2 separate regions of the Mus musculus genome follow, and region 2 is linked to region 1. The links are chromatin loops, found by intact Hi-C in ENCODE. Cell type or tissue: heart. All regions are shown on one strand. Each heading gives the region's core, and the rest is flanking DNA. Links, peaks and the distances in the headings are about the cores only.

Region 1 (5,384 bases), core at 145-5,144:
TCACAGCATAAGGCCACCAGTTTCACCATGTAGCCCTTATTTGGGGTGACAGAAGAAACTGATGCTTCTCCTGTTTTGGGATGTGTTGCAAAATATCCAGGCCCTATGATGAATGGGGTGGTCAGCAGGCTTATTCCGGAATTTTTCACTTGAGCCTTATGTCCTCAGCATGGTGATGCCATAGCACCTTGGCATCTTTGACACTTATTTAGCTTGTTGTCTTTAATGACTCATGGTCATTCGTCTCAATTTTCAAAGTTCTAAGCTTTCCTTCATGAACCTAAAATGTTATCTTTTATTTAAAAGAAAACTATTTCAGAAAACCATGAAAACTTTTTCTGCCTGTGGTCTAAGTAAGCTACTTAGTCTCCAAATGCTGAGCCCTTCTTAAATATGCACTTGATCCTCTGTACACAGATCTGGGTTTGCAAGCTGGGAACTCAGAGCCCAGATTGGTTGCTTAGAGATCATGCCACAAATAGTGCTCATTTAAGTTCAGACATCAGGAGATGGATTTGAAAGGGCATTGAGTCCTGCTGGAGTAATAAAGGCTGGGGACATCTCAACACTCAGCTCTCAGTCATGGAGCAAGAAGGCACCTTTGTCCTTTGTGTGGTTTTAGCAACCAAATCTAGCTCTTTCCCTACCTTCATTACCATGACAAGACCAGAACATCAGTCAGCATCAAGTTACAGAGCAAAAACTGTTATGTTGACCAGTGTTCTCATGCCAGCTAGCTTGTGGACATGTCAGGTCCAGGGATGGGCCTATATACCTAGAATGGTGTTCTAGATTATTCTAATTTTGATGCCTTTAAAATGTCATTCTAGAAATGTACAAATGTTCTATGGTCTTCTCATTTAGTATCCGGGTAGGGAACATGCTTGGCTATGTTTCCTGCCCTTCCTAATTACTCCTTATGCTGGTGAAATAGCTGGTAAGAATAGACTGATGGCCGGAGACAACGGCTTGTCTCTCCCTGGTAAGAGAAGTGAGTGTTACAGAATTGAGCCATTAGTGTATGAGGGATGTCCATATAAATATTCACTAAACCACAAACAGTTATCAGAATCCTAGCATGGTGTGTGTGCTACTAAGGATAGAACTTAAGGCCTTGTGTATGCTATCATACTCTCCCACCAAATCATATTCCACCCTCAAATTGTGTTTTCTTAGGCCTTTGATATGGAGAGCTACTGCTAAGTCATAGATTTAGCTGTGTCTCAGCAATGATACACAAATGGACTGGTTCAACACTGTGCCTTCAAAGGGTCTCCTTATCACATTCTCTCTCTGTCTCTCTCGTCTCTGTCTTTGTTTCTCTGTCTCTGTCTCTCTGTCTCTGTCTCTCTCTCTCATTCTCTGTATGTAGGCATGCATGTGGAAGCCAGATGGTTAACCTCAGTTGTTTCTCAGGTACCACCCACTTTTTTTTTTCTTTGAGACAGGCCTGCCATTAGGTTGGAACTTACTCAATAGGTAAGGCTGGTTGCCAATAAGCTCCCAGGATTGACCTGTCTTTACCTCCTCTGGATTCCTTAGGTGGGTTCTGGGGCTGGACCCCATGCTTGCAAGGTCAGCACTGTATTGACTGAGCTATCTCTGACCCCATCCTTATCCATGGTATTTTGAGTAAGAGGCAGCCTACTTTGTCTAGCCCAAGGAGGCAGTAACTGGCTTGACATGAATTCTAATGTTTAATGGTCAAGGTTCAGACTGATTAGATAGTCTGTCACCAGGGAGTCCAGTCCCCAAGGGCTCATAGCAGTCATGTGCCACATTATGAAACAAATGATACCATTTAAAACCTTTGAAAGGCTAATTTTCAGGGAAAGATGCTAGATTAAATGTTAAGACCTGTCGTCAGAGCCCCATTTGAGACCTACCATGGGAAGTAAGGACATTGCCTGGTAAAAAAGAGGACAAGGGAGCAGGAAGGGGTTTCAAAGGAAGATGGCTGATGCACGACTTAGTTGATATTGTGTACTGTGGGTTCAACCCTCACACAAGAGCAAGGGGCCATGCAACTGTGAGGTCAAACATGTTGCTTGTAGCCTGTGCAGACCAGCTCAGAACTTCCCCCAGATCCTACAGAAACAGGAAGGGAGCTCCAGAACACTAGACCCCACTTCCATGTCATTAGGAACCGGAGTTCATATCAAGCTCTTCCCTTGCAGTGTTGCTGCCCCTGGCTGCACACGAGTCAGTGGGTAGACATGCTAAGATTCTCACATATGGCCTCTTGAAGACTCTTATGTGTACTGTTCTAGTCCCTGGAGTGACAGGAAGACTGGCTGACCATGAGTAAGCCAGAGACAGAAGCACAAGTAGACCGGCAGTGGAATCTCTAGCAGGCAGTGCTGTGCTGTGCTTTGCTCTTCCTAGGTTAGGGCCTTGACCAGGATCTATTCCGGGATATTGCCAAGTGCAGCACCAAAGACACACATAGAATCCTGAGGACTGTGTGGAGATAGACCATGCAAACCTGCCCTTAAGGTGGAATCCTAAAGGTCTTAGATTTGGTGTCCTGAAGTGCAAGACTGCGTGTCAGAGATGAAGAAGCAGAAACTACGTAGAAGTTCTGCACTTCTTCCTCCACGGTAGATGCTGTAACACCATATGCATCCCAGAAGGACACACTTGGCAAGAGCATTCAGGTCTGGAGTCTGGATCAAATTAGTAGCAAGTGTGGGTTCTGTATTGATCTGTGTGAGTACCATGGTCACAGAAGGTAAGGACTCTTGACAAGGATCAAGAAGTCATTTGCTCACCGACCCTGTGCTACAGCATGAATGGCCTTCGATGCTGGATACAGAATTGAAATCCATCCTTGATATTACATTATTTTATGCAACTGCATTTTATTATTACTACAATCATCATGTGAGTCCATGGGGAAAACATCATGATAATTTCACTTTGAGGAAGTGAAGTGACAATGTTTGTAGTGAGTTTTCAGGTACCAGGGACAAAAGCAGGTTCCTTTTCTGTCTCAGGATTTCTCTACCTCTGAACACAGGCTGCTTGAATATTCTGTATAATGCTCTATCCTGTTCATGGCAGGTGCTAAGCAGCAATTTGGGCCCCCATAATGGACATCCCGAAGTGGCAGAGTACCCTACCCTTCCAGGTACTAGTGAGGAAAAACCGTCTTCAGTTATCTCCATATGTCCCCTAGAGGGCAGACTTGTCCTGGCTGAGATCTTTGTTCTGGAAAAAGGAAGGGCACAGGGAAGAGTTCTAGACAAAGTTGCTGTCTGGGAGTACTTATCAACTGGTTGAGAGACTGGGTCACAAAAGAGCATAGCCTAAGAGGCTCAGATATGGCAGTTTGGAAACAGCTATGAGAAAAAGACTGCTCATTTTTAGAAGCCTTTGATGAGCCTTCACTTCTTCATTGTGGGCTCTGGAACGAAGGGAGGCCAAAGCTGAGCTGGCACAAGGTATGTGGAAAGCAGGTTTCTAGAAATGTTCGTATGCTTAGTAACAGAAATTCAGATATGACCCAGTAGAATCCATGTGTATGAATGAGCTCAAGCCTGAGGCCCCAAAGACCAGACCACATTGCCATCATCCATGTCCAACGACACATCATCAAACTGAAGCTTTATACAACAAGTGAAACTCCAACAGGTCAGGGCTTCCTAAGTGCTGATCAGCAGCAGCTGATCTGAAGGGAACCAAGCTAGCCCGAATGGACAATAGGGACACCCTTTCTGCTCTATTCTGCAAGAGAAACCACAGGAAGCTGTTTCCTGTGAGAGCCATGGGGTTCTGTAATACAGGGTCCCTTGATCCTGCTCAAGCCACCCACAGAGACCACTCTTCTGCTCTGTGGGTCTGCTGTAGGCTTTTATGCTTTGTCCTTGCTAATAAAAGCCAATGAGATCTCTAAACTAAATCTACTGGCGTCCCGCGTTCACAGCAGCATTCCCCACAGGCACAAACATCACTCATTTGTAATTAGCAAAGTAGGTCTTTATAAATATTATGTGAAAGAGCATTGGCTCTTCACATTGGCAAAGGATTTCCTAACACTTATGTAATTTGGAGAACCCTCAGATGATGATGGAAATAATCCAGTGATTTCTACTGCTCACACAGGCGGCATAATCAATACAGCTGGAATCCAGGACAGCATTTCATTCCTGGATGCATTCTACCAACGTGCGGAGTGTACTCTCCCCAAAACCACTCAGGTTTGAAACTACGGTTCTTTTCATTCTGTTCTAGTGTTGTAGGTTTTTTTCTCTTCAAGGAGATTATGAAAACCCATCCTGTGTTTTCCTCTTTCTCCTTCCCTCCCCGTCTGTCTGTCTCTGAATCATAGCTGCCAAGCACCATTTCACTGGACATTTTGCTGTGTGGGTTCTAGGGCTTGTAAACACCCAGAGACCCCAAACTAGCAAGCAGGAAGGCAGATCATATAGGCAGACCTTCATTTCCAGCACAGCTGGTGGGTGCTGCCTACTCTCACACATATCTGAATAGCTGCAAAGGAACAGGCACAGAGCCGCAGGCATTCCCTGCATCTTACCTTTGTCTTACCGTCAAAGCAGGTGAATCCCAGAGCAAAATCCACCGTGAAGCACAGCGTCTCCCCTTGCCAGCTGCACAGATATGTTTTGGACTAGAAAAGAGTATTAATTTTGAGTGAGAGCTCTGTGATAGTTCTGGTTAGCCATAGCAAGGCAGTTGGCACATTAGCTACTTTTAGCCAAAGGACACTGTTTTCAGTCTGAACTCAGCAACTATGTAGAATAAAAAGGCAGGTTTGGGGGTTGCAGGGAACTGCAGAGACACATGTAGGCACTGGGATCTTCCTTGCTTTCGTTTTTAGACAGACAAAGGATGTCTTTAAAGGCATCAGCTAAACAAAACCAAATCATTGAAACATTCCAACAAATATTTGTTCTTCGTTGTTCTTTTAAAAACACTCACTGGACATCTACGTGCTTCAAGTGTTTCACGGTAGTCTATGGCGTATATAGGGCATGTAGAAAGGAACAGTCCTAAAACTGGTGAAGTTGTTTTTTGTCAACTTCAGTTTGTAGGTAAAGTTACCCCAGTCTACAGATGACCTGATGCCATCATTTCTGTGGGAGAAATCGGGGTGCTTTTCACGGGATAGAGATGAAGGTCTTGCTTAGGGACGATGATGGGGCAGGACTTGGTTTTCTGACTCTCTGACATATGTACTCAACACTGGGAAGTCAGGAGGAGCCCATCTCACGTCTGCACTGCTTCTTATCCCTCTACCCAGGGTGCCCTGGGCATCCTCTGCACAGTTACTGACTCTGCCGCTTAGATCTACTCTATTATATTCTCATCCTAGTAACAAGACAGATGCCTTGAATATCATTAAACCATACCAGGGATCCCTG
Region 2 (5,371 bases), core at 1-5,000, 70 kb before region 1:
TAAGATAGTCTTTGACATGTTGTCTGGAGTCAAGTGGAGTTGGGGACCCTTGAAAATGTGTGTCTTTTCCTTTCACTGCCTTAATGCCTTTTGGAAAGTTCTGTACACCCCCATTGCTGAGTGGGAAAAGTTATGTCTCAGACAACTCACTTCTTTTTTTGTTCTTGCTGTAAGTCAGGTGGCTTTCTAAATATAGACATGCTGGGTTGTGCCTCCCCTCACAACACAAAGACCCTGATGTCCACAGAGTGAAAACCACACTCCTTTCCATGGACTGTTAAGATCCTCGAAATCTACAAGGATACGGTTTAATTGTCAAAGCTCTAGGTATGGTAGCTTGATTCCCCCTTACTTTAAAATGTATTGCCATCCGGCACTAAAAAAATGGATTAGTGTATATAGGAACACTCACTGCATAAGCGTTAGAACCTCAGCTCAGATCCCATTATCCAGGAAGAGAGTTTGACATGGCTGCATGCACCTTTTACTGCAATACTGCACAGAGCAGGGATAGAAAGATTACTGAGGCTTATTGGCTGCCAGTCTAACTTCAGGTTCGGTAATCAAAACTGTCTTAGGGTAATAATGTAGAGAGTGATAGAGTAGGAACCCCGATACCCTCTTCTGGCCTCTATACACATGCACATGGGCAGAAGCACCCTTACACACCCGTGTCCACTCCCTCCATCCCCTCAAGTGTCTACTTAAATTATCCAACTCATTCCCTCTTTCTTAGCAGAATAAAGACCCTCTGAGTGGGATACAGCCGAACGAAACAGGATCAGTTCTTCACTGTGTGCCCTGTGCACTATGAGCCTTAGGGTGCTTGACTACATAGTCTTTACCTATTTGGTACCCAGGTGGAGGTTGAACTTAGTAGAAGCATTATGTGAGAGCTAAATGCTTGTGTAGAACAATTACCTATGGAGAAAAATTCTGTGTGTGTCTGTGTATATGTGTGAGTGTGTGTGTGTGTGTGTGTTTGTGTGTGCGCGCGCGCACATGCATATGTGAGTGTCATGTGCATTTCTGGGGAATAGTAGCTGCCAGTGAACTAATATCCTATTATTGACCAATATTAAGCTGATATTTAAATTATCACGATCATGTATTGCTTATGCTTCCATTTTGCCCAACTTTAAAGAAAGGTTGATTATTTCAAATTTTATCTTTGAACTAAAGATTTTTCTGTTGAAAAATTTCCCACAGAAACACTTCTCCTCTGTGATCTTCTAAACTCTCTGTGGAGCCGGATAGATTTTAAATTAATTATGTTTGGGATGACTAGAGGTGTCTCATTCATCCGCATCAGAGGAGAGCATCTTCTCTTCTGCCCATCTTCCCTCAACTTTCTGGGGCCGAATGAATTAGACAGGCAAAGGAAGGATAAACAAGAGAAAACTGGCTGCCAGCAGACCTTGGTCTGTGTGCTGACTTCTCAGGGGAGCTGCTGGGGCAGACACTTGGCGAGGAAGGAAAGAAAGAAGGGAAAGAGAAGGGTTGTTTCTTACTAGGGAACAAGCTTCAAATAGGCAGATAAATGGGGACTGCCTCCTGGCCACTGGCTGGCAGCTGTGTTGTTAATGTGGGTTCCTGGAAGTGTGTGGCTGCCTAGAGACCTGGAGTCTCCTTTCATTCTTCCTGGTAGGGAGTGGGGAGATACTCTGCAATGGATTTCTTGACCAGCAGGGGGAAACAGAGTGCTTCTCTAAGACCTGTGGCATTCTTTTGCATCTCAAGATCTACCCAGCAGGCAGGTGGCCAGGCTATCTCGGACTTGTGGTTGAGGCTAGAGTCAATGATCCTAAGAATTTCAACTTGGTCTCTTCTGTTTGTCTAGAACAGAAATCCAAATTCTAGAGAGTAACATGACTTATTCCCTGTCCCGGCTTTCTATGTGTATGTCCTGAAAGTGCCATCTGCTCTGGGAGGCACACTGGCCTCTAGAATCCCACCTCTTGCATATTCATAACTGGAATGCAAGAAGCCATTATACATGAAGATACCGTATGCCAGGACAAAGAAACAGGCTACATACTTCCAGACATGTTCACAAATACAAAGCAAAAGAAGTGAAAGAAAGCCAATGTCTTCCTGTCCAAAGCCACAGAGGCCCCAGGCTCCCACGTGCTGCCCTTGGCTGACTCTGGTCACCTGGGATTCACTCAGCGTTCTGTGTGGATCGTGTTTTGATGATCTCTGTTTTCAGAAATCTGGTGAACTGGAACAGAGCTGGCCAGCTTTCCTTTTAGACTCCCCCACTAGGCTGGCTTCCCAATCTCAGGATTTGCAGGCAGCTTTCCTGCTCACGCTGTTCATTTGCATCTTATTTTCTTTTCACAGCTACAACGAGCCGCTGAGTTCGCCATAAAGATAATTTCACATGGATCTTAATTTTGCACAAACACTGGAAGCCCATCTCAGTCTGTTGAGAGGAATACGCAGTGCTTCATGGAGCATGTGCTACAGAGGGTTGTCAAGAGAGGCTACGAGCAAAGTTTTCCTAGATTTATAATGGTCATGGGTATACTTTAGGAGAAAATGAAACCTTTTTTTCATTTTCAGTAGTTTATTACTGAATTTCCAGGTGCCGAGGTTTCTTTTCCTCTGTGCTTTGAGGCATCTGGCTTTGCATAGTAAGTGTGTGTGTGTGTGTGTGTGTGTGTGTGTGTGTGTGTGTTGTCCCCTATAGCTTTGCTTCTCAAAGTGTCATTGATGTCCCCCAAATGCACAAAGTCATCTGCATTCTCATTTTCCAAGTATATTTAATTTTGGTTGTAGTGAAATAGATCATATGAAAACTGTGTTTCAAATACATTTTACTGGTGAATATTTACTGTTTCAAAGGCACTGTTTACTTTTCAGCTGATAAACGTTCTTATATTAAAGAATAGAAAATTGAACCATTGTGAAGCAATTTCTATTTCAGAGTCTTGCAAAGTCCAGGCTGAGTTCACTCAAATGTGCTATACATCTGATGCTAGCCTTGTTCGCATGATCCTCCTGCCTCAGGTGGGATCACAGGGGCGCTACGACCCCAAGCAGAAGTAGAAGGGTAGGAGTAGTGATTTTGATGATTTTAAAAAAATTATTAACTCTAGGGCCTCACACATGCCCAGCAAGTCCTCCCTGATTCCAGACTGAAGGTACAGCCAAAGCTGACCTTGACATTGTGATTCTCCTGTTTCATCCTCTCCCATGTTTGCCAACCAATGTGTGGCATCACTACCAGCAGATTTTCTACCTAAGAAATTTATAGAGTAGATGGATAAGAAGCCAGCTTAAAAATATCCCAATGAATGGTAAAATACACTCTAAAGTGCACTATCATTATAGAAGTCATGTTGTACATTATTATATACTATTAAAATGTAAGCAAAAGAGTTGTCACTATTACAGATTTGTAAATCATGCTTTTTATCCCAACACTCTGGAGGCAGCGGTAGAAGCAGGAAGATCTATATGTTCTGCATGGTGATTTCCAGCGCTATGGGGATTACATACTGAAACCCTGTTTCAAGGACAAAACAAACACTCTGTGGGCAGAGTTACAGATGTTCCATATCCTCATTTTGTAAAATAATATCATTTCAAAACTTTAAAGCCACACTGTGCAGATGTTTTTGTGAACAGCTCACAGGTGCAATATCGAGTTCTTGACTAGACTCGACCTCTATCTTTTCAGTCTTGCTTTATTCCTCTAGGGTCTCGATAGCTATTGAACAAAAGGAAAAAGTGATTTATTTCCTTCGGTGTGCTGAACACCTGTCATGTTCCAGATGTTAGAAGGATTGGTACAAATGGGGATACTTAGGTTTTCTTGGAGATTTAAAAGGAGAACCCCTCTTGTTTTCTTTAGTTGTCATGGAAACACAATTCCCAAGTTATTAATGCTCACCAGGAATACCTGTAGTGGTAGTCAGACTTGGAAGGGGAGTGACATGCCCATCAGAAGAAGTGCTTTATAGAGTAGACAGTGCTGATACCCAGAAGGAAAGATGGAAGGATGCTTTCTTTAGGAGCTCCTGAGCCTGGGAAGGCAGCAGGGTGACTGCAGTACAGTCATGATGTTCAGACAGAAAATTTAAACAGCATGTAGCTCCTAGCAGGAAGTAGGTCTGAATGTAGAAGAGGTTGCTAAGGCCCAATGGCTGGGCTGTATCTAAGAGACTGGAGGCAGCAAGTGGCCCTTCTCCAGCATCCTGCCACCAGGAAGCTTGCTTCAGGGTGACTACTTGTGTTTTCTTCCCTTCTTTTTCCAGGTTCCTTTCTTTTCCTTCCCTCCCCTCCCATCCCCTTCCCCCTCTGTCCCTTCATTCTATCCTTTGTTTTTCTTCTTTATAGCAAAGAATGATTATGTTAATCCATATATTTCAGTAGCTTTCTTACTATAATTTCCCATACAACTCAACCAAAACCTAGCTATACCAGAGATATTTAACTTGAGATGATTTTCTAACAAAGAAACAAAAATTGTCACAACCTTTTAAAAGATATATGTACAGATAAAATGGAAATGATTTATTCTATAATAATGGAAAAATCAGTTCTTTTAAAGGAGGAATTATAATTTAATCCTTCTAAACTGAAGAATTACATTATTCTTTTTGACAAGCACAAAAGGGTCTTTAACTGATCCTCAGCAACCGCACTGACATGTTTGGTTTGTTGAGTGTGAAAAACAACTTTACAAGACTAAAAGATCCCACATCATTTGTTACTTACCACACAAGATGTCTCTGCTTCTCAGGATAAAAGAGAGGAAAATTACAGTTCCCATAACCACCAGCATTATTGCCATAGCTCCAAGTGTTCTCATTCTAGAGCTGAAGTGGTGGAAGAGATAATCAGATAGTCAGCAGAGTACTGTGGGATGTACCATAAATACCCAGGCCTCTCAGGTGGGTCCTCCTAAGTCCAAGGCTGTCACTTTAGGATACTGAACCATCTTCAGAACCAGGAAGACACACTGTCAACCTGTAGTGCTAAACAGACCTGGTCCCCAATTCATCAGAAAGGTGTAACTAGAGAATGGGAAATCTCTCTCTTCAAACACATCTATGTGAAGCGAATAGCTAACATGAAGAATTCAGCACTTATAATAAGTAAGTCCCTGGCAGTGGCTGCATCTTTTATGGCACGAGGATTTTAATGACATGATTTCAGACGAAACAAGATCCAAAATGGATCACATCCACTTTCTAACTTTTTGTTTTCTTAGTCTTGGACATTGAGATTCTTGAATCCTTGACTTTGTAGGAACATCCTGAGATGAACACATCATAGTAAATATGGGTCTGTAGGTGCCCTAGCACACCTGAACTGAAGGAATAGGAACGGGTACCACCAGGCTTTGTTAGGGAGAGCACCT

What was found. Hi-C counts contacts between places; a loop is a spot of excess contacts. Peaks named below come from ENCODE experiments on the same cell type or tissue, not always from the same donor. Only the 100,000 strongest peaks of a DNase experiment are listed, where the experiment ranks them.
Region 2: a loop joins it to region 1, with 2.2 times the contacts of the local background. A loop is called at or near these places in 4 of 42 quality-filtered maps.

The regions. Positions count from the first base shown.
Region 1 is chr12:30,196,738-30,202,121 of GRCm38, forward strand. Sntg2 (syntrophin, gamma 2) reads right to left here. Exons shown (of 17, transcript NM_172951.3): 15 at 4,538-4,630. Among named protein-coding and RNA genes, the nearest start is that of Gm32084, 54 kb to the left of the region's middle. In heart, for the core only: a CTCF peak has its summit at 3,171 (motif pointing right); no DNase peak of the experiment used is centred there.
Region 2 is chr12:30,127,076-30,132,446 of GRCm38, forward strand. It overlaps Tpo (thyroid peroxidase), which reads right to left. Exons shown (of 17, transcript NM_009417.3): 2 at 4,726-4,826. The coding sequence starts at 4,819. Among named protein-coding and RNA genes, the nearest start is that of Tpo, 2.9 kb to the right of the region's middle. In heart, for the core only: a CTCF peak has its summit at 1,689 (motif pointing right); DNase peaks (open chromatin) are centred at 1,726 and 2,186; H3K27me3 peaks cover 373 bases.